Linked DNA regions of Homo sapiens: region 2 is linked to region 1. A link is a loop called in an ENCODE intact Hi-C map of the cell type or tissue named here. Cell type or tissue: dorsolateral prefrontal cortex. All regions are shown on one strand. Links, peaks and the distances in the headings refer to the core of each region. The heading gives the core; the rest is flanking DNA.

The links. Peaks named below come from ENCODE experiments on the same cell type or tissue, not always from the same donor. Only the 100,000 strongest peaks of a DNase experiment are listed, where the experiment ranks them.
Region 2: it touches region 1 in a loop (2.3-fold over the local background); 7 of 110 quality-filtered maps call a loop at or near these places.

What each region holds. Positions count from the first base shown.
Region 1 is chr9:112,547,098-112,559,517 of GRCh38, reverse strand. The region is part of intron 1 of KIAA1958; the gene reads right to left. Among named protein-coding and RNA genes, the nearest start is that of HSDL2-AS1, 66 kb to the right of the region's middle. RefSeq lists enhancers at 7,424-7,931, 10,747-11,298, 11,299-11,851, 11,852-12,403 and a silencer at 8,575-8,869. In dorsolateral prefrontal cortex, for the core only: no CTCF peak of the experiment used is centred there; no DNase peak of the experiment used is centred there.
Region 2 is chr9:112,489,563-112,501,982 of GRCh38, reverse strand. The region is part of intron 1 of KIAA1958; the gene reads right to left. Among named protein-coding and RNA genes, the nearest start is that of HSDL2-AS1, 8.1 kb to the right of the region's middle. In dorsolateral prefrontal cortex, for the core only: no CTCF peak of the experiment used is centred there; no DNase peak of the experiment used is centred there; H3K27ac peaks cover 2,348 bases.

The DNA of each region.
Region 1 (12,420 bases), core at 1,507-9,506:
CTATATCAAGACATTCCATTGGCACTCCTCAGTCCTCTTCTCTTGGCTTCTCAGCAGCAATCAGAGCTGTTCTCTGCCTCACTTGAAACCCTCTCTTCCCTTAGCTTCCATGATACTGCCTTTCCTTATTCTGCTATTCTTGGTTTCCTTTGCTAGAGCACATCACTCTATTTTGACCTTTAAAACCAAAGTTTATCAGTGTGTTTTCTTCTCATAGTCTCACTAGATGAGGCTCTCCTTCACCCCTGTGGATCTGGTTATCAGACAATTAATATACAAATTAATATCTCAGTAAATGGCATTACCATCCCTTCAAATGCTGAAGCCCAAATCCTGCAAGTCACCCTTGACTCCAACACATCCTTCACATGTCTACGTAGAAGAACCTGCAGGGCTGGTTCAATTCCAAGAACTCATCCCTGGTCGCTGGTTTTCAAAACTACTATGTTTTACAAAGCTTCTGATTTGCATTGCTGCTACACTTCTGAAGGGTGTAGAAAAAGATGAAACATGCAGGCATGTATTTTCTTTGTGCAGAGTGGGTGAACCTTAAATTAGCATTTTAAATGTGGTAATAAGTTAATATTATATAATACTTTGTACCCAAAGTGTTGTACCCAAAGTGTTATATAATATACAAATTAATTCTTATATCTTCACTAGCTCTTAGGAAGGGAGGACAGGTCTTTCTTATCACTGTGAAATATTTGCTCATGGGAATGAGATCTGAAGCTACGGTGTATATCATTTTAATAGCCCCTCCATTCTGACTCTTATTTTTAGGTATGTGGATGGTGAGTGCTGAAAGTGGTATAATTGTTCCAGATGAGAGATGGTGAGTCAGTGACAATGTTGGGAATGTGAGTAACCTATTTTTATTCATAAAATGAAATATTTTAGAAACTCTGAAATAGGCTTAACAGACATCAAGATGACTTGAATTTCAGGTCACTGGTAACAGGACTAAGCCTCCCAATTTGGGGCCATACCACTCATTCTAGAAAATATTCAAAGAAGTAGAGAGGTCATTTTCCTGAGAAATGCAAAAGAATTTAAAAATTGACACGGTTTTAATTTGGTATTATGGTCCCTTTGCAAAAGCACAAAAATGTCCTTATCTCTTCCCATATAGTTCTAGAATGTATATTCTGACTCAATCTACTTATCTATTTTACAATTAATACTACACCATTTAAAATTACTGTAGCTGAATACTTTAAATTCAAGAAGGCAAACCCCTTCTCATTATTCTTATTTTTCAAAATTGTTTTCTAATTGCTAACTTTTTTTTTTTGAGACAGAGTCTCGCTCTGTCTCCAGGCTGGAGTGCAGTGGCGCGATCTCGGTTCACTGTAATTTCCGCCTCCCGGGTTCAAGCGATTCCCCTGCCTCAGCCTCCTGAGTAGCTGGGACTACAGGCGCGCACCACGATGCCCGGCTAATTTTTTGTATTTTAGTAGAGACGGGGTTTCACCATGTTGGCCAGGATGGTCTCGATCTCCTGACCTCGTGATCCACCCGCCTCGGCCTCCCAAAGTGCTGGGATTACAGGCATGAGCCACTGCGCCCAGCCTCTAACTCCTAACTTTTATGCAAAGTGTCCAGTATGCCATATCATATTAAATATGATATTAGGTATTTATTCCTATAACATTTTCTTATACTATGTTAAAAATGTTTTCTGTCTTTCTTAGTTGGAAAAGCTGTTGAATTTTATCAAGTATTTGGTCAAGTATAAATATGATATTTTTGTTTTTCATGTCGTAAGTTACATTTACAGATTTCTCAGCGTTGACCTACCTCAGATTCCTACAGCTACTTCTCAGTTTCTGTCACTGGCTCATCGCCCTTGCTTTGACCTTAAAACTAGGTTCATCAGTGGTCCTGGCATTCCTTTTCTCATGGTACTGTCTCATGAGATGATGCTTTCATCCACCTCTGTGAATCTGGTTAGCTGAGATATATACCCTAATGTTTCCCTAATTAATATCTCAGTAGCTGGCAGAGACATCTTCCTGGCTGCTGAGGCCTGAATCCCAGAATTAGATTTCTAAATATTTTTTAGGATTTGAGAGATCATTACACAAATACACTGCTTAGGGGCTGGACAGATGTGTGCCAGGGCCAGGCATCTTTGTGCTCTGTGATCCTTCTCTAAGTCCTGAATGCAGGCTATAGGAGGGTAGAAATTTTGCCCAGCACTGTCTTTAGCACCTTGAACAAAGCCTAACACACAGAAGGCATTCAAGAAACACTGAATGGGGCTGGGTGTGGTGGTTCCTGTAATTCCAACACTTTAGCAGGCCAACCAGGGAGGACTGCTTAAGCCTGGGTATTCAAGGCCAGCCTAGGTAATAGAGTGAGACCCTGTCTCTACAAAAGACTGGAAAAATTAGCCTTGTGTGGTGGTACGTGCCGTTAGTCCCAGCTACTCGGGAGGGTGAGGTGGGAGGATCACTTGAGCCTGGGAGGTTGAGGCTGCAGTGAGCCATGATTGGGCCACTCTGTCTCAAAAAACAAAAACAAAAACAAAACACTGAATGAATACTGAAGGAACAAAAGCAACTGGGTTCTCATGAATACTGTGATCTGAAATATGTCTACCCACCTGTTCTGTCCACCTGTACGCTCAACCTTCTACTTAGCATTGTGTCTCCCTGCCCCACTACCCCCAGCCCAATCTGACAAGAACAGAGGGCACTCCTGCCCATTCAGGATTACATTAAGCATAGCAATGATTCAGAGAGGGGAGGGGTCAACAATCCAACTGCAACACTCCCTAGATTAAAATCTTTCAACAAGTATGCATCGTTTTCATTGCAATCAAACTGACTCAGAAAGCCTGTACAATCTTTTGCCTAGTTCACTAAAGAAACCTAAGTGGGCTGGACTCAGTGGCTCACGCCTGTAATTCCAGCACTTTGGGAGGCTGAGACAGGAAGATTGCTTGAGGACAGGAGGTGGAGAACAGCCTGGGCAACACAGTAAGACCCTATCTCTACAAAAAATTATAATTTTTACAAAGAAGTCTAAGTGAAGAGAGGGCTGTACTATATACAATTTACAACAAAAGTGGAGAGCAAAGCTTGTGAATTAAGTAGGAGTGATGTGAATATGAAAGGGCATGTGTATTTGGTAGCAAAACTTTCAAACCGAACCCCAGTGCCCTTCAAAGAACTCAGCCAGTAGCTACCTGTGTGCAGGCAGCAGACTTTGCCCTGGGTATGGAGGCGTGGTAGAGAGAAACCGAAAGCTGAGTCAACCTTGCAGGTAACAGGGACAGAAATTGACAGCCAGCTGAGGTCTACTTAAGGAAGATGCAAGATGTCATGCAGTATTTTAAACTTCACTTGGTGCTATGGTTTGAATGTATCCCCTCCAAAATTCACGTTGAAACTAATCCCCATTGCGGTTTTAAGAAGTGAAGCTTTTTTTTTGGAGACAGAGTTTCACTCTTGTCCCCCAGGCTGGAGTGTGCAATGGTGCGATCTTGGCTCACTGCAATCTCTGTCTCCCAGGTTTTCAAGTGATTCTCCTGCCTCAACCTCCAAAGTAGCTGGGATTATAGGCACGTGTCACCAGGACCAGCTAATTTTTGTATTTTTAGTAGAGACGGGGTTTTACCATGTTGGCCAGGCTGGTCTTAAACTCCTGACCTCAAGTGATCTGCCCGCCTTGGCCTCCCAAAGTGCTAGGATTACAGGCGTGAGCCACCGCACCGGGTCAAGAAGTGAAGGCTTTTAAAAAGTGATTAAGTCATGAGGGTTCCACTCTTATGAATAGATTAGTGCCTTACAAAAGAGCTGGAGGAAACTAGCTTAGGTCCTTCTGCTATTCGAGCGCACAGCGTCTGTCCCTTTTCTGCCCCTTCTGCCATGCGAGCATACTGTGAGCATACTGTGAGAAGACGAGAAGATGCCATCCATGGAGCAGAAGGCAATGAACCTGCTGGAATCTTGATCTTGGACTTTCCAGCCTCTAGAGATATGAGAAATAAATTTCTGTTCTTTATAAATTACCCAGTCTCAGATATTTTGTTACAGCAGCAGAAAGGAGCTGAGGCACTTGGTTTCCAAGAGGCATTTATCAAGGCAGGAGGGTGAACACCATGATCACCCACTCTGTATAGTGCAATGTCTGTCTTACTTGTTTCTCAACTCTCCCACTTGCCTGGCCTCTGCTCATGGGATCTCAGGAATGTCCATGGCAACTAAAACTATAAATGACACTCACTCTTAATGAGACACTCCTTCAAAATATTGCCTGGAGGTAAGCTCTAAGACAGATGCTCTGTGCCCAGGAGATGGAACAAGCAACCACGCCTACCACCTCCAAACCAGGCCTTGCTGCTCCAGTTTGGGGACAGTCTATGTTCCTTTTGGAAGAACTCACCCACTAATTTTTCTGGGAGGATAAAGTTAGGGGAGAAGACTTTTCTTTGACTTGTGTTAGGTGCTCAGCACTAATTACCTTTCTGTGTCGTCAGAATCTGATTCAATCTTTTTCCCTTCTTGCAGTATTTTTGTTTTTAGTTCTTCTGAAGTCCTCCTTTCTTGTTTTCCAGAGTCCTCACAGATTTTAACTCTTTTTTCTTAGTTGTCATTTCATTTGGTTTTAAGACCCCTGGGCTCAGCTGACTAGGAGCCAATGCACACACTGTAACAGTGGCTCCAAATCAGGCTGTACAGTGAAATCATCTAGGGTTCTTCCAAATCAGGCTGTGCAATGAAACTGCCCAGGGTTCTTCCAAATCAGGCTGTGCAGTGGAATCACCTAGGATTCTTGTTAGAAAATACAGGACCTGTTTCTTAGCTAAACCACAGAGATTCTGAGTCACCGACCAAGAGGTTGGGTTTGGGAATCTGTGTTTTTATCTAGTGTTTGTAGCCAATATAAGAATGTGCATTTGAGAACCATGGTTCTACATAATTTTTAATGATGGATATATTATAATTAACCAATCCTTTACTTTTGGACATTTTGTTTAGCTCTATTCTAATTATTATTATTATTATTGAGATGGAGTCTCACTCATTCTGTCGCCCAGGCTGGAGTGCAGTGGCACGATCTCAGCTCACTGCAACCTCTGCCTCCCGGGTTCAAGCGATTCTCCTGCCTCAGTCTCATGAGTAGCTGGGATTACAGGCGCACACCACCATGCCCGGCTGATTTTTGTATTTTTAGTAGAGATGGGGTTTCACCATGTTAGTCAGGCTGGTCTCAAACTCCTGACCTCGTGATCCGCCCGCCTCGGCCTCCCAAAGTGTTGGGATTACAGACGTGAGCCACCGCACCCAGCCTGTTCTAATTATTAACTAATGTAAGTGCCTTCATGAACATCTTTTTATATTCACGGTTTTTTACATACCTCTATGTCATTTTGATAAATGCTGAGACATAGAATCAAAAGAAGAAATTTCTGTAGTTCTTTTGGTCAAACTGCCTTTAAGCTAGGCTCTGCTGCAGACTGATCCTACTTACAGTACATGATACCATCTATTTCCTACCTCTCTGCCTAGGTATGATGGCATTATTTTTTTCAATCTTTGCTAGTTTTAGAGGTGAAATTATATCTTATTGCTGAACTACTTTATAACTATGAAAATATTTATTCATTCAATAAATATTTCTTGAACACTTATCAGGCCTTGTGAACAATGTGCACAAAAAATAAACATGGTTCTTACTCTCATTTATGTAGAAAGTATCTGATTAATCCCATAATGAAACAAATAAACCTAGTTACTGGTACTCATTATCAACACTGTGTGATAAGTGACGTCATTAGATCTTATAAAGCAGAGATTTGACCTATTTAGAAATGTCTTCAAAGGCTCCCCTGAGAAATTAACAATAAAGATAACAGTACACAGTGTAATGTAGCACTTACTATGTTGTTCCAAGCTCTATTCTAAGCACATCAGAAATATTAACACATTGACCTTTATAAGGCAGTACTATTATTATCTCCATTTTACAGATAAAACTGAGTTGGAAAGTTTAAGAAATGTGTCCAATGTCAAAAAGCTAGTAAATAAGGGAACCAGGGCCAGGTGCGGTGGCTCACACCTGAAATCCCAGCACACTGAAGCAGGAGGATGGCTTGAGCCCAGGAGTTTGATCAAGACCAGCCTGGGCAACACAGCAAAACCTCATCTCTACAAAACAAAAAAATTAGCTAGATGAGCTGTAGTCCCAGCTACTTGGGAGGCTGAAGCCAGGAGGAATGCTTGAGTCTGGGAAGTCAAGGCTACAGTGAGCCAACGATCATACCACTGCACTCTGGCCTGGGTGACAGAGTGAGACCCTGTCTAAAAGTAGGAAAAGAAGGGGAGGGGAGAGGGGAGAGGGGAGAGGGCAGGGGAGGGGAGCAGAGGGGAGGGGAGGGGAGGAGAGGAGAGGACAAGGAGAGGAGAAGAAAGGAAAGGAAAGGAAAAGGGTGTGGAGGGGAGGGCAGAGGATGGGGGAAGGAATCAGGATTCAAACCAAAGTGATCTAACCCGGGGTGAGTACTACTAACCAATGCCATCTCTCAAGTGACATTCCTGAACCCTGTGCGCGCACCAGGCTCAGTGCTCCCCGCTCTTCCCCATCATAAAGGGATGATGTGCTGCACTACTCCAAAGAAATGGCATACAGCTCCATGCCAACTTGAATGGTACACAGCTCCATGCCGACTTGAATTGTACACAGCTGCATGCCAACTTGGAGCTAAGAGTTGTTGAAGATGATCATGAATGGATATCTCCTCCCTCTCGCTTCCTGAGCTGTAGCCAATGTTCCACCCTACACATGCAACCCCAGAATATCTGACTAAGGCACTGGAGAGGGAAAGAGGAGCGTTTTCCTTGTTTTTAAGTGAGTAATCCCAAATTCACTATGTTGATGATTTCTTGCTAATCATCCTGTGTTATAACATATTTGAACATTAAGCATCACTGTTTCACGAGGATGTGAGGAAAAAATATCCACCATTTTCAGTTTTTAAACCTCTCAAGTGAAGAGTGACTGCCTCTTATAATGACCCTCCCTGGCACAGGCCTGGTTCCCACAGGCTGGCAGTCTACTTTTCTATTTATAGTTAACACATTAGGCCTGTGAACACTGAGAGTGGATTACTATGAACACGGTGTAAGCTGACTGAGCATTAGAAATAAGAATGGTAAAGGTTTAAAACCAAAGACTCTTAATCCTCTGTCAGTCCACCCAACTTTGAGAGTTTAAATTATGGCAACTTAAAGAAGCATGTTCCAGAGGTTTCTGTGAGGAACATTTACTCACTTTGGGCCCTGGACATGTAAGTGAACTAAATTCTCTAACAGATTGTTAAGCAAACACTCAATACTCTCACAAATAAAACTACAGGGATCCTCGTGGTCCAGATGTTCATTAACTATGACCCTATAATGATGAGGCAAAAGCTGTCACACACAAAAATATTCACCAATGAGCTGACCAGTCCCCATTCAAACTACCCACCTAGTATCTACTTCTGGGAACCTGTTTATGTCACTCTGATTTTTAGATGCTGGAAACATGAGACTATACAAGTAGGATGAACATAAACTGGAACTATAAACCACCAAAGATGCAGGATTTGAACAAGTCAGTCACTTAACAATGCTAGAGAACTGCTTTAATCACATGCAAAGCCATTTTAACAAAGGAACGTCTGGCAGAGTTAGACCAGATACAATTAGATCAGACAGCAACTGTGGAGAATTCTCAAGGATGATACAACAGGTACTTCAAAAGAGAATGAATTAACTCTCTAAGAACTGAGAGAGGCCCCTGGGAAAACTAGAGAAGCCAAGGGACATTTCTGCAAAAACATCCCTCTCTTCTTGACCTGGTAAAGGATACTGTATTATGTTCTTATATAATTTTGTCAGAAAAACTATGTCCCTAAAATGAGTACTCAAGTCACTTCTTTTACATTTTAAGGATTAGCACAGTTTCAATTATGTAACTTTTGTTGAATATAAGATTTTTAAAAAATACTTTTTACCATCTTCAGTTTATGTTTTCAAATTAAAGCCTGTGCTATATCAGCATTAAATAGGAATAAAATTCTGATACTGGCTAACAACATGGATGAAACTTAAAAGACATTATACTAAGTGCAAGAAGCTAGTTAAAAAGACAAATCCCGTATGATTCCACTTACATATGAGGTGCCTGGGGCAGCCTAATTCAAAGAGACAGGAAGTACAACAGTGGTTACCTGGAGCTGGTGGATCAGGGAATGGGGAGCTATTTTTTAATAACACATCAAATTTTCAGTTTGGGGATGATGAAAAAGTTCTGGAGATGGATGACAGTGATAGTTATATAACATGTGAATGCATTTAATGCTACTGAACTGTACAGTTAAAATTAACATCTTTTATATTATATATATTTTACACAATTTTTAAAAACTCATAGTAAAACAGGGAAAGACAAAACTATAACCTCCCTAACTTAAAAAAAAAAAAAAAACAACTATGCAGTAAAGTGTTAATTCATCAGGCCAAGGTTGCTCAAACCCCATTCATTCAAAGAAAGGAGGACTGACCCATGACAGGCTCCTGAGAGAGAAACTCTTAAGTTTGTGGAATATCTTCCTCATAAGAGTATTTTGCTGGTAGCCTTGAGCCACACTGTACCTGTCTGACCTCTGAGGAGCTGGAGACTGAGTAACTAAGGTCAGTCGCACAGGTTCACACAGGTGATAGGTTCACACAGGTGATACAAGTTTACATGACTGACAAATAAAAACCCTGGACACCTGGGTTGGGTGAGCTTCCCTGGTTGGTAATACTTCACATGTTTTGTCATGCATTGTCGTTGGGAGACATTCCTCATGTGATTCAACTGGGAGGGCCTACCTGGAATCTGACTCCTGGTTCTCCAGGACTTCATCCGTCTGCCTTTTCCCTGCACTGATTTTAATCTGTATTCTTTCGCTGTAGTAACAATAACTGTGAGCATAAACAGCTTTCTGAGTTCTGTGAGTCCTTTTAGTGAATCACAGCCTGAGGTGGTCTTGAGGACCCCAACACAAAGCCCCAGTCAAGTTCCCTCACTCTCTATGATAAAATTTGTATCCCTACTTCAAGTGGGTTCACTTTAAATGCCCCTTCAGTAACAGAATCTGTAGGGGACACATTCAAACCATAGCAGTTATCCTCCCTTACATAGATTCATCAGTGATCCTCACTAGATGGGTAACCCAGAGTTCAGACTTGCTAGAATAGTTATTCTCAGCCATAGTGCTTTACCATTAGTGTCTGCAGATACACTCAGAATGGTTACTAGTTACTTATCAACAGATTTACCTCAAACTCTCCATCAAAGGCTCCAAACAGCCAAAGAGAAGACATCCCAAATTATCAACACGGCTCTGAGGCCTCTAACTCTGAACATTGCCAGGCTTACCTCTCAAGCCTAATTCCTTCCCATTCAAACATTGAGCTCCAGCCACATTAAACTCAGTCCAGTTAGCCAAATCATGGTAACTCAACTCTAGTAGATCTTTGCAAATGCTGCCATTCTTTGGCTGGCAAAACACCTTCCTACTCAAATTTTACAACTTGATTTACAGCAGGATTTCTCAACCTCAGCACTATCAACTTTGTGAGCTAGATAATTATTTGTTGTGGGAGACCATCTTGTGCACTGTAATATGCTTTGCAGCATCTCTACCCACTAGATGCCAGTAGCATACACCCACCTCCAAGTCGTGACAACCAAAAATGTCTCCAGACATTGTTAAATGCTTCCTCCCTTTTCATCCCCATTTGAGAACCACTGACTTAGACTCATTTCTGCAGCTCTTCCCCTCGCCCCACCGAAGGCTTGGTCCATTGCTTCCCTGGAGCCCTATGTTACCCTATTTAAATGTCTACCCCTACCAGAGTATTAGCTCCTTCAGCAGAAGGCTTATGGTTTTATTAATCATTATACTTTCAGCTCCTAGCCCAGTTTCCAGCACACACTGAGGCATCAATAAATACTTGTGGACTAACTAAATGAATAGAACAAAGCAGTGTTGAAAGTCCATAAACAATGAGTGAAGACAAGAAAGTGGGAAGTTAAGGATATACAGAAAACAGCAAACACTTTCATTTCCTTGAGACTAGAATAGGCTAAGGGAAGTAGCAAGATACAAGTTATGAAAAATAATTTGTAATAGTACGGAGAGTTATAAAACCCAAGGGAAATAATCTGAACTTTATTGAGAAAGAGAAATGAGGATATGGAAACATGTTTGTTACAGTCCTTTTCCACAATGCCATTACTGAGTTTATATTATCTGTCAAGCAATATAAAGGTGCATATGTCGTTACCATCTTGAATGAAATATTTTTCTTGACATGTCAGAAAACTAAACACTATATAATCTAGTCATCCAGATATTTGCTATTATGTTTATATAGCTTGCTAGAGCTGCCATAACAAAATACCACAGACAGGATTCCTTAAGCAACAGGAAGTTATTTTTTCACAGTTCTGAATGCTAAAGGTCCGAGACCAAGCTGTCAGCAGGACTGGGTTATCCCAAGGCCTCTCTCCTTAGTTCCTAGATGACTGTCTTCTTCTGGTGTCTTCACATGGTCTTCCCTCTGTGCCTGTACAAATCTCTATCCAAATTTCTACTTCTTATAAGGACACCGGTCATATTGATCAGAGGCCAGCCTAAAGACCTCATTTTAACATAAATTACCTTTTTAAGGACCTTATCTCTAAATATGATTATATTCAGCCCATAGCAATGCTGAGAAATATTTGGAAAAACAAGATGCTGAAATTATTCATTTATTCCAAAAACATTAAGACTACTATGTAGCAAATACTATGCCAAGGCACCAAAGAGTCAATGTTACCTTAAAGATACATTGCTTGTCCTCGCAGAGCTTACAATCTAGTAGCTCAAAATCTAAACAAAACAAGTAACAACAATATAGCCTGATTTGGATATGATGACACAAAGGGTCAAACTATGGAAAATATTTGGAGAGATTTATTCTGAGCCAAATATGAGTGACCATGGCACATGACACAGCCCCAGGAGATCCTAAGAACATGTACCCAAGGTGGTCAGGCTACAGCCTGGTTTCATACATTTTAGGGAGGCATAAGACACCAACCAATACATGTAATATGTATACTGATTTGGTCCAGAAAGGCAGAACACCTCGAAGAGGGTGCTTCCAGGTCATAGGTGGATTCAAAGATTTTCTGAATGGCCGGGCGCAGTGGCTAACACCTGTAACACTTTGGGAGGCCAAGGTGGGCAGACTGCCAGAGCTCAGGAGTTCAAGACCAGCCTGGCAACACAGTGAAACTTATCTCAACAAAAAAATTAGCTGGGTGTGGTGGCGCTTGCCTGTAGTCCCACCTACTTGGGGGACTGAGGTGGGAGGATTGCTTGAGCCCAGGAGGTTGAGGCTGCAGTGAGCCAAGATGATGCCACTCCAGCCTGGGAGAAAGGGCAAGACCTTGTCTCCAAAAAAAAAAAAAAAAAAAAAAAAAAAGATTTTCTGACTGGCAATTGGTTGAAAGGGTTAAGCTATTATCTACAGACCTGGAATCAACAGAAAGAAAAAAGTATCTGGGTTAAGATAAGAGGTCCTGAAGCCCAAGGTTTTTATAATGCAGATAAATCCTCCAGGCAGCAGGCTTCAGAGAGAATAGATTGTAAATGTTTCTTAATCAGACTTAAAAAGGTGCCAGAGACTGTTAAGTTAATTCTCTCCTGGACCAGGGAAAGATCTGGAAAGGGAAGGAATTTTCTACAGAATGTAGATTTTCCCCACAAGAGACAGCTTCGCAGGGTCATTTCAAAATATGTCAAAGAAATATATTTTGGGGTAAAATACTTCAATTTCTTTCAGCGCCTTCTGTCGTGTTGGTATCTTACTGCTACAAAGAGTCTGTTTTGTCAGTCTTAAGGTCTCTATTTTAATGTTAATGCTGGCCAATTGTGTCTGAACTCCAAAGGAAGGAGGGTATAATGAAGCATGTCTGACTCCCCAACCCCGCATCATGGCCCGAACTAGTTTTTCAGGTTAACTTTGGAATGCCCTTGTCCCAGAAAAGGGGTCCGTTCAGTTAGTTGGGGAGACTTAGAATTTTTTTTTTTTTTTTTTTTTTTTGAGACAGAGTCTTGCTCTGTCACCCAGGCTGTGGTGCAGTGGCACAACTGTGGCTCACTGCAACCTCCATCTCTTGGATTCAAGTGATTCTCAGGCCTCAGCCTCCTGAGTAGCTGGGACCACAGGCACGCACCCCACTCCCAGCTAATTTTTTGGTATTTTTAGTAGAGATGGGGTTTCGCCATGTTGGCCAGGCTGGTCACAAACTCCTGGTCGCAGGTGATCTACCCGCCTCGGCCTCCCAAAATGCTGGGATTACAGGAGTGAGCTACCGCGCCAA
Region 2 (12,420 bases), core at 2,077-10,076, 58 kb after region 1:
TTCTCTTCTATAAATTGCTCTACGTTTTATCTATTATTTATTAGGGTTTTATTATTTTTTTGTAAATTGTGAAAACAAAACAATACAATGTCACAAAGACATCAACTCTTTGTCTATCATATTGCTGCAAGTATTTTCTTTTTGTTTTTTCAAGAAAGAGTGATTTTTAGTAGGGTCTGCTCCATGTGAGCCCCCATGCTGGACCCACTAATGAACAGTTATTAGAAGTCATAGATGGGAGCTGGGGTCTAGCATTAGGGTTTCGAATCTTGGCTCTTCTGTGCAGTCTGCTGTGTGACCTCATGCCCTTCCCGTCTCTCTACGCCACAGTTTTCTCTGCCCGAAATGCTTGGCTACCAGCTCTGCAAGGTGTTGGCTCCTCTTTATTTTTTAAATCTGAAAGGGAAGATTTTCTTCTAAGACCAATTGAAGACTTGATTGAAAGAGGCCTTCCTTGTTATTCTCCATTGCAGCCCTGGTTGGCTGCCCTCTTGGCAGCGTTCTCACTTCTCAACTTGGTTTCATTTTGTTTTTTTTCAAGAGACAGGATCTCGCTTTGTTGCCGAGTCTAGAATGCAGCGGCGCCATTATAGCTCACCATGGCCTTGAACTCCTGGGCTCAAGTGATCCTTCCATTTCAGTCTCCCAAGCAGCTGGGACTACAGGCATGAGCCATCATGCCTGATTAATTTTCTCTTTTTTTTTTGTAAAGACAAGGGTCTTGCTTTGTTGCCCAGGCTGGTCTCAAACTCTTGATCTCAAACAATCCTCTCACCTCAGCCTCCCAAAGTGTGCTCCTTCCTTTTTAATCTCATTATTTTGTTGAAAAAAAAAAGTTTTTTGAGTTTGTTTGTTTTGGAGACAAGGTTTGGCACTGTCACCCAGACTGGAGTACAGTGGAATGATCACAGTTCACTGCAGCCTCAACCCTCCTAGGCTCAAGAGATCCTCCCACTTCAGCCTCCCACCTCAGCCTCCCAAGTAGCCAGGACCACAGGTGCATGCAACCATGCCGGGCTAATTTTTTTTTTTTTTGTAGCGATGGGGGTCTCCCTATGTGGCCCAGGCTGATCTTGAAATTCCTGGGATCAAGCAATCCTCCTGCCTCAGCCTTCCAAAATACTGGGATTACAGGTATGAACCACCGAACCCAACCAAGTTTAAACTTTCACATGGCCAAACCAACTAACCTTTTTATCAGTGCGTCGTTTTTCTCAAAAATATTATACAGAACTACATTCTTTTATATTCAATAAGAATATTGTTTATTATGTAATGTGCAAGGACTTGTTTATTTCTCAGGCCAACAGTATGTTCTTAGATGACTAAATAAAGTAACTATAAAATATCTATTTGATGATTAACAGGAAAGCATCAAATAAAAATGATACTAGGCTGACCACGGTGGCTCATGCCTATAATCCCAGCACTTTGGGAGGCCAAGGCAGGAGGATTGCTCAAGCCCAGGTGTTCGAGACCAGCCTGGGCAACATAGTGACACCTTATCTCTAAAAAAAAAAAAAAAAATTAATGATATTAAGGTTAATCAATAGGATAAATTTTGACACCAAAACTAATTTGTAAAGCCAGGCGTGGTGTTTTGCCTGTAATCCCAGCACTTTGGGAGGCCAAGGCGGGCAGATCACTTGAAGTCAGGAGTTCGAGACCAGCCTGGCCAACATGGCGAAACCCCATCTCTACTAAAAATTCAAAAATTAGCTGGGCATGGTGGCACACACCTGTAATCCCAGCTACTCGGGAGGCTGAGGCACAAGAATCGCTGGAACCAGGAGGTGAAGGTTGCAGTGAGCTGAGTTCGCACCACTGCACTCCAGGCTCGGCGACAGAGCGAGACACTGTCTCAAAAATAATAATAATAATAATTTTAATAGGAAAACCCCTAAACTTCTGAGGCAATCACTTCATTAATGGAAAGTGCAGATTTTATACCTTAACCCAGTATATAAACATATCATTAGAAAAATGTAGATAGGAGGCCGGGCGCAGTGGCTCACGCCTGTAATCCCAACATTTTGGGAGGCCGAGGTGGGTGGATCACGAGGTCAGGAGATAGAGACCATCCTGGCTAACACGGTGAAACCCCATCTCTACTAAATATACAAAAAATTAGCCGGGCGTGGTGGTGGGCGCCTGTAGTCCCAGCTACTCGGGAGGCTGAGGCAGGAGAATGGCACGAACCTGGGAGGCGGAGCTTGCAGTAAGCTGAGATCACACCACTGCACTCTAGCCTGGATGACAGAGCGAAACTCTGTCTCAAAAAAAAAAAAAAAAAAGAAAAAAATGTAGATAGGAAATATAGTTTGTGTTAAGACTTTTATCTACCAGAAAGCAGTTGGCCAAAAAACAATGTAAAACTATATACATATCAAGAAGATATTCATATTCCAAATATACTCATAAGCAAAATATTATCATAGGCAGAATATTATGAATATATGCTTTTCAATGAATATATTCATACTCATTAACAAAATTCAAAAGGAAAATATTTCTAAGACTACATTATCATATGACCCACAACTTTTAAAGCAGAACATTCCTTAAAATGCTGTGAAGGTAGAATGGGAGCACCTTCAGCTAAAATTTCATGGAAATCTTCAAAGGCTATTTATTATAGAAAACCATATAGAAGATTCTCAAAAAACTAAAAACAGAACTACAATACTAATCCAGCAATCCCACTGCTGAGTATTTATCCAAAGAAAAGAAAACCAGTGTATCAAAGAAATCAGTGTATCAAAGAGATTATCTCCACCACCATGTTTATTGTAGTACTTTCACAATAGCCAAGACATGTAATCAAACCAAATGTCCATCAACCGATGCATGGATAAAGAAAATGTGGTGTATATACACAATGGAATACTATTTATCCATAAAAAGGAAAGAAATCCCACCATTTGCCACAACATGGATAAGCCTGGAGGACATCATGCTAAGCAAAATAAGTCAGGCACAGAAAAATAAATGCCACATGTTCTCACTCATATGTAGGAGATAAATTTTTGAGCTCATGGAAGTAGAGAGTAGAACTGTGTGTGTTAGAGGCTGGGAAGAGTAAAGGGAGAGGGATGGATAGAGGTTAGTCAACAGATACAAAATTACAGCTAGATAGGAATGAGCTCTGGTATTCTGCAGTACTGTAGGATGAATATGGTTAACTATTATTTATTGCATATTTTCAAAAGGCCAGAAGAGAGGATTTTGAATGTTCCCAACACAAGGATGGGTGTCCTAATTACCCTGATTTGATCATTATACGTTGTATACACATATTGAAATATTACTCTGTATCCCAAAAACACGTAGAATCATTCCATCTCAACTAAAAATAAAAGGGGGAAAAATCACTCCACTCTACACATAAGATTATGCATTTTATGGAAGTTATATCAACATAAAAAAACTTTAAAAGAATCTTCAAAGGCTGTTTAAACAAGATTTTGGTAAAGCCGTGAATTTTATGGATTTTAAGTTGGGTTGATTGATCCTTCCTTGAATTGGCTGTAGTAAACTGGTCTAAATTTATTGTAAAACTTCAGAGCTGAAAAACTTAAGCAAATTTTCCAGGGAGGGAAAAGAAAAATCTTGAAAATTTCTCCATATCTGCTTGGGTTCATCCAGATGCTAGAAAAGGATTCCTTTGGTAGGTTTCTAAAAACAACTGAACCGCCACCTTTCCTTAAGCTATGTTTAAAGAACATCTTCACTAAAAATGATTTTAATCTTAAGTTTTCTCCAGGAGATAAACTTTAGTTATATGGTAAATTCACTAATGTAGAACTCCTTGTTTTCAGAAGATGTCAGATAAACAAAGTCAATAACTGTGCCAGAACTGTCATGAAAATGTTAACAACCTTAGTCACTTAGAGAAGAATTAAACTCCCTGCAACAAATATATGTTGGCTTATCACTATAAATCAGATACACTGGAAAAGCTATTACTAATCAGATTATTGCATATCTTACTCTTTCTTGCCTAATGAGGTATTTGTCCCCTTTGATCAATAGGGAAAATAAGTCTTCTAACATAACAACAACAACAAAAAAACTACTTAAAAATAAATAAAGGACTCCTAAGCAAGCAAGACAATAGATGCTGAGTTTTGGACTCTCCTCAAATCTAATCATACAAATATGTTAGAAATGGTTGGGGGAGCAGTGGAGAGGCTGGTAGAAACAGAAACCTAAAAAGGTGATAAAACTGTATTGAACCTCCCCAAGTTTGCATTTTCAACATTAAAGTTTACTTTTTAATTAAGTTTTAAATTGGAGAATTAAAAAAAAAACTGTATTGAACCTAGCACATACACAAGTGAGTACCACTGAAACTGGAAATCTGAATAAGAGTGGTGGATTTTATCAATGTCAGTGGATTCATTTGCTAGGGCTGCCATAATAAAATACTACAGACTGGGTGCCTGAAACAACAGAAGTTTATTTTCTGACAATTCTGGAGGCTAGAATTCTAAGATCAAAGTGTTGGCAGGCTTGGTTTCTTTCGAAGCCTCTCTCCTTGGCTTGCAGATGGCCTCCTCCTTGCTGTTTCCTTCACAGAGTTTTTTCCCCTATGTGCATGTCCCTAATGTCTCTTTTTGTGTCCACATTTCCTCTTATAAGGACACCAGACTGGATTATATTAGGGCCCACTCCAACAATCTTATCCTAACTTAATCACCTTTTTAAATGCCCTAGCTTCTAAATACAGTTACATTAAGGTACTGGAGGGTTGGGGCTTCAACATATGAATTTGCAGGGACACTACTCAGCCCATAAATAGTCAATATCCTGGTTGTAATATTATAAATATAATTTTGCAATATGTTACCACTGGGGAAAGCTGAGCAAAGCATGCAAAGAACCTCTCTGTATTATATCTTACAACTGTAAGTGAATCTACAATTATCTGCACAGGAAAAATAAAAACACCCAGAGATGGGAGGATAACAAAATAGGTGGACAATAACAAAAGACAAAATATTCAACAATATCAGGTGATAGGACAGTCCTATGGACAACAGATAAGTAGGCAGGGCTAAAATGCCCAAAAAACAGAACCTACACAGAATAAGCAACTGGTCAGATGAAGGGAGAAAAAAGAGAGTTCTGGTGATTCTAAGAGCTGGGAAAGAAGAAATTACCATCAAAAAGAGAGGATCTTTTTTAAGTGAAATTGTATCTAAGAACAACCAGTAAAGTTTCTGAGCTTCTGGGGGAGAACGCGAGACCACAAGAACCTAAGAGGCTTTAGGAAGAACACCGTGGACTAGAATCCAAATCAAACAAAGAGGCAGGAGTGGGAATAAAGGAAAGAGATACCCAGAGGAGGTTAATCTCAGAGAACATCAGAGAGGAGGTCACATCAAGAAGCCACATTTTTTCCTTTATGTTGAAACATACACTCGGAAAAAGGCAGCAATAAGTGAACTTGCTGATATTTCACAATTTCACAAACAGAACCCACTTATGTAACCAGCAACCAGTTCAAGAAACAGAAACTTTCCAGCAGCCCAGAAGCCTCTACTTTCTCTATTCTCATCAATACTCTCCCAAGGGTAGCCCCTATTCTGGCTTCTAACAGAACAGAATGATTCTGCCTGTTTGAGGACTTTCTATACATGCAGGCATACAGTATAAACTCTGCTCTGTCTGGCTTCTTTAGCTCAACATATGTCTGTGAGATTCATACATACTACTGCATGCAGCTGTAGACTGTTTATCATTCTCATCGATCTACAGTATTCCATTGTGTAAATATACCATGATGTATTTATTCAATCTGAGTCAGTTTAATATTGCTGTATAACAAATCACCTAAAAATTTAGTGGCTTAAAACAACAATTTCTTATTTCTCACAATTCTATGTTTTCTGGGTAGTTCCTCCTCTGGCTTTACCTGGACTTGTTCACATGGCTACTTTTAGCTGGAAGGAAGGTCAGCTAAACTATAAGGTCAAAGATGGCCTCACTCAAGTTTGTCAGTAAGTACTGGTCATTGGCTGGGCACCACGATTCTCTTCCAAGTAACCTCTCCTACTCCAGGACGTCCTTATATAGTGGTCTCAGGGCATTATTCCCCAGAGTATGTAAGCGCTTATCAAGCTTCTGTTGCATAATGCTTGCTAATGTCCAACTAGCCAGAGCAAGTTACAAAGCCAAAGTCAGACTCACTGCGGAAGGGAACAACAATGACTGATGGCCATTTCAACAGATTTCAGTTTGGAGCAATGACAAATGTGCTATGAGCATTCTAGTCCATATATTTGGGTGAGTATGGATCTTACAGTAGAACTAATGAGTCACAGGATTTGCAGCATATGTCCAGTTTTAGTAGATATGGCCATACAGCTTTCCAAATTGCTGTACCACTTTACATTTCCATTCCAATTTACACTTTGAATAGCAGTGCAGGAGAATTTCAGCTATCCTACATCCTCATACTTGGTATTTTTCATCTTTCTCATTTAGCCATTCTAGTGAGTGTACAATGGTACCTCATTTTTATTTTAATTGAGTGGCCATATTTTTAAAATACTTCAGATAAGCAACAAAGGAGGAAATCTTCAAACTATAAAACCAGGAAAACTGTATTTATCAATTTCCATCTCCATCACAGAAACCTTCTCCAAAAGTACAGGTAAGTCCATCTAATTTAAATATGACCAAGAGAGAACAATTAAAAAGCACAGTAAGAAAAAAAGATGAGAACTGTAACATATTTCAAAAGGAATAAGAGGAATTAAGAAAATAGCCAGGCACAGTGCCTCATGCCTGTAATCTCAGCACTTTGGGAGACCAAGGCAGGAGGATCACAAGCCCAAGAATTCAAGACCAGCCTGGGCAACAAAGTGAAACCTGTCTTTAAAAAAAAAAAATTCAGCTGGTAGTGGTGGCACACATCCACAGTCCTAGCTACTTGGGAAGCTGAGGTGGGTGAATCCCTTGAGCCTTGAATGACAGAGAAAGGCCCTGTCTCAAAAAGAAAAAAAAATGAAAAAAGGGGAAAAAATTTTTAAATGATAGAAGCTATGGAAGAACAGCATACATCAGAAATTGAAAAACTAAAAAATGAATCTTGCCAGATAACAAGAGGATGTACAATAAGAAATGACAAAGTTCATGACAGAACAGGAAAGAAAAAACTCAGAAAGGAAGTGAAAACTAAAAAGAACACTAAACTTAATAGATAGGTACCACCAGATACGGTGGCTCACACCTGTAATCCCAGCACTTTGGGAGGCTGAGGCAGGTGGATCATTTGAGCCCATGAGTTTGAGACCAGCCTGGGTGACATGGTGAAACCCTGTCTCTACAAAAAACACAAAAATTAGTAGGGCATGGTGATGCACATCTGTAGTCCCAGCTACTTGGGGCTAAACTGGGAGGATCACCTGAGGCCAGAGACGTTGACACTGCTGTAAACCATGATGGTGCCACTGCATTCCAGCCTGGGTGACAGAGACTGTCAAAAAAAAAAAGCGATAGATACCATGAAAAATACATTGAACACACTAAAGCATAAAATAGAAAAAAACATAAAAATAGAGCAAATATAAAAAATAAGAAAAAATAATACTAAGGTATAGACATAAGAAGATCCAACATACATATAATAGGAGGCCCCAAAGAGAGAAAATGAAAACAATGGAACACATTACTAAAAAACTATAATTGATGAAAATATGAAAAAACACTTGAGCCAATGTAATAAAAAACACTGTGTATCTAGGAGAATTAACAGGGAATGGTCAACAGACATTCTAGTAAAATTATTGGCTTTAAATATGAAGAAAAAGCCCTTGGGTATCTAGGCAAAAAGATAAAATTAAAGAAAGAAAATCATATTGGTATTACAGTTTGACAACAACACATTTTACCAGAATAGAATATGACTCAGCAAACTAAGGCCTATGGACCAAATCCAGCCCACTGCCTGGTTCTGTAAATTAAGTTTTATTGGAACAGTCAGGCTAGTTCATTTACACACTATCTATAGCTGCTTTTGCAATGCAATGGCACAGTTAAGTAATTGTGAGGGAAACCAGTGATCCATAAAACCTAAGATAATTATTATTCAGTCTTTTACAGAAAAAGTTTGCCAACTCCTGCAAGAGAGTAACATTTTTAAAGATAGTTGAGGGGAAAAAAAATGTGAGTCAAGTATTTTTATTCAGTCAAAGTGACCTTGAACTATAAAAGCCACAGATAAACAGTGTTAAATATGAAAAGCAAGGGATACATTTCACATGAGCCACTACAAGAATTCAATGAACTTCAGACTACTAGATGATTACAGAAGCTTTACCGTAAGGACTTCTGTTGCACACTGAATATATTTAAATGAAAAACTAAGACTAATGCAAAGGTAACACAGTAGCATATGATTCACATATGGCAAACAGACAGAATTGAGAAATCTTGGGCAGCAAGAACTGACTGACCCAGGGGCTTGATTATGTATGGAAAATGGGATTAAGAATAAAGAAGGAATCAGAGATAACTCCTAAATTTCTGGACTGGGAAAATGGATGGAAGGTGGTACCAACTCACTGAGCTAAGGAATAAAAGAAAAGACACAGATGTGAAGAGGACAATAAGTCTGGGGCATGTTGAATGTGAAATGCTTGTGGAAAATTAAGTGAATATATCCAGTCGTAGTAGGACACAAAGATGTGGATTTCAGGAGAAAAGCCCCGACTAGATATTAGATTCAGGAATCATCAGACATGCGTGAAAAGAACAAATAGTGCATAACTTACCATGAGAGCAGCAAGACCAATAGCTGAAAAAAAAAAAGCACTAAAAGAAACAAGTCCTCAGAACTCAGAAGAAAATAACAGCATTAGCACTTCCACTGAATTTGGCCACAATAATATTCTCCAGTATTCCAAAACAACTATTAAGAATTTTGGCCAGGCACAGTGGCTCAGGCCTGTAATCCCAGCACTTTGGGAGGCCCAGATAGGAGGATATCATGAGCCCAGGAGTTCAAGACCAATCTGGGACACACAGGCCTCATCTCTACAAAAAAAAAAAAAAAAAAAAGTGAGCTGGGCTCTGGGTGTGCACCTGTGATCCCAGCTACTCAGAAGGCTGAGGTGAGAGGACTGCTTGAGCTCAGGAGGTCGAGGCTGCAGTGAGCTGTGATCACGTTAGTGCGCTCCATCCTGGGCAACAGAAAAAGATCCTGTCTCAAACAAACAAAAAAAGGATTTTGTACTTTAAGTCATTAAAAATAAAGCATTTAAAAACAATGAATATGAAGAGTGAAAAACAAAAAGCCTTTAGCTACTTTATTTTTAATGACTATATATAGAGTTGATCATATTGCTATGTATTGGGGCCTGGGATTCAAGTGAAAAATTGCCAACAAAATCCCACATGTGGAGTGAGGTATGTATGTACATATGTAGGTAGGTAGGTATACATGCATGAAAGGCAGTAGGTAGAGGGATGGACTGTGTTATAGGCTGAACTGTATTCCTCTCAAATTCATCTGTTCACATCCTAAACCCTGGTACCTCAGAATGTGACTTATAGGGGAAGTAAGGCCTGGAATAGAGGTAATTAAGGTAAAATGAAGTCATATGTGTGTGCCCTAATCCAATGTAAGTGATGTTCTTAAGAGGAAATTAGGACACACACATACACAGAGGGAAGACCAAGTGAAGCCACCTTAGGAAGACAGCCATCCATCAGCCAAGAGAGGGGCCTTAGAAGAACCTAACCCTGCCAACACTTTGAGCTTATACTTCTAGCCTCCAGAATTGTCAGAAAATAAATTTTTGTTGTTTAAGACAACCAATCTGTGATTCTTTGTTATGGCAGCCCTAACAAATTAATACAAGCTGAGAAGAGGAAGTAGTCCTAGCTGGTTAAGAATTCACACATATTGTCAACTCCGTCCCAGAAATATGAAGTCCTATAACAGAAAAAAGGATAGAGCTTTTGATATATGGTGATTATGCCTTAAATCATGCAAGGAAAATATTTTTAAAATAATAAGTATTTCCAGAGGAAAATATAAGAAAAAACTGAAGGGACAGAATATTTGCAATTAAAAAAGGACAGAAAAGGTTAAAGCAGTATCAGTTTTGAAGAAAACCAAGAATAAAAAGAGAAGCCAACCAAGAAGTATCCTATGCATGAAATGAAAGTTAACCAAAGAGTAAATGAATCATCTAAAAACAATCCAGAGAAGCAAGGGAAAGCAATGGAAGCAACTTTGGATAATTATTTAGAATTAAAAAGAGTTATGTGTATGTTAAGTTCAGCTAATGAAATCCTTGATGATTAACAAACAAAAAACATTTTCAGGCATCAAGTGAAAATATATTTCCAGTAGGTTTTAATGGAATTTTGGTTCTTTGCAGGTTTCTTAAGGAAAAAAAAAACAAAAAAAACAAAAAAAAAAACCAGCTAATAATTACTAGCCATTCCATACATATTACTTTTTGTCCTATCTCTGGAGCTAAAGAGGCCATAGATTTCCAGAGGAGAGTAAGGTGAAGGAGAAAGCTATTCTCTAACTTGCAGCAACCAAGGGGGGAGCTACTCCCTGGTGCTAGGTTGGCCAAAGTTCATGCAGAGAAGAAAAAAAGCTAGAGTAGAAATTCAGCATTTTATGGTAAGATTTTTAATGTTTTTAAATATTGCTTCAACGTTTTAACGTCTTCTTAAACTTTTTTAAAGTTATGGCTGGACGTGGTGGTTCACACCTATAATCCTAGCACTTTGGGAGGCCAAGGCAGGAAGATCATTTGAGTCCAGGAGTTCAAGACCAGCCTGGGCAACACCGCAAGACCCCATCGCTACAAAAAATAAGAAAAATTAGCTAAGTGTGATGGCACGTGCCTGTAGTCCCAGCTACTTGGGAGGTTGAGATGTGATCCTTTGGGCCCAGGAGTTTGAAGAGGCAGTAAGCTATGGTTGCACCACTGTATTCCAGCGTGGGTGACAGAGTGCGACTGTGTCTCTAAAAAACATAATGTTATATCTCACATCAAAGTTGTATAATTTCTTTTGATACATAATGTTACTTCCTTTCAGTATAAGAATATCACTGTTGTCCTAGACCAAGATTCTTTGCTTTCCATATTATTTTCAAGTGTAATAACATGTTTCTGAAATACATCTTCTTTGTCACTAGAGCCATTAGCATTACCACTATGAACACTAACGGTGAAAAAGCTCTCCAACTGTTTAAGTGTAAGACTTTGCAAAACAAACTTGAATACGGCTGCATAATTTGCCTTTCTCCAGAAAAGCCTATTAAACTTTGTTGGCATTGGATACAAAATAAAATTCAAAAATTTGCATTTTCAGTACTTTTCGTTTCTTGACCTTTATTTGAATTTGAGACTAAGCTTTACCAAACAACAGAATTTACACAGTAACTAGCCAACCACAGTCCTCATTATGGAATCTATGCAGTGCATTTGTTACCTAGGAAACGGACCAGAGCACAGGCAGAGTGCAATTTCAGTCTAGCAAAAGAATTCTCCAATCATGCTAGTAAATAAAGTCCATAAATCAACTAATCAGAAGCAAAGTCAAGAAGTATCACGTAAGAGTTAAGCTCAATGGAAACTTTTTTTAAAGGAAAAAAAGAAACCTGTGGGGCTTCCTCAGGCAACTATGTAGATCTCTTAAGTAAATATTATGAGCAGGTTTCTTTACAAACACAAACTGTCAGAAAATAAACTGTTCAAAATAAATGGCTTCTCTCCAATCTTCAGCTTCTCTATTTTTGACAGTACTTAAGAGAAAAAGCTTCTTTAGAGCCAGCCTCATACATCTGGTACCAGAATATTAATCCAAGAATGAAATCTGCATTTTCAGCAAGCAGCATGGTGTTGGTGCTGTTGTTAAACAATGCAGGATGATGATAAAAGCTGGAATGAGAGGTCACTGTCCACACCTCTCACAGCCGGACCTGCTTCCCCACCAGGCTACAAAAAAATGTCAAAAAGAAAGACTTGAAAGTCACAGATCTATTACAAAGAATAAAATTGTTACTTTTCAGCTTTCCATTTATTGCTAATGAAAACACTAGTCATTTGAGCATTCCAGTTAACATAAAGTGGCCATTTTAGGCTTCTTGTAATGATACTACATTGATAACCAATAAACAGGAAAATGCTAGAAAAGTCCATGGATTTTAAAGCCTATCAAATTTAACTGTGGACGGCTTAATGTTGTTTTAAAAAGAGAAGGTGGTAAATGTCAGCTATATTTAAAAATCCAGTTTTACACAAATTCAAATTTTCTGGAAGCAGCACTTATTTGTCAAAATAAATGAAAAAAATTTCAAACATGAAAAATGAAAAATAATTTATATGCTTTCCTCAACACCAACTTACCAGAAAGGAAATCAGCTGAAAATATGTAAGGTTCTCT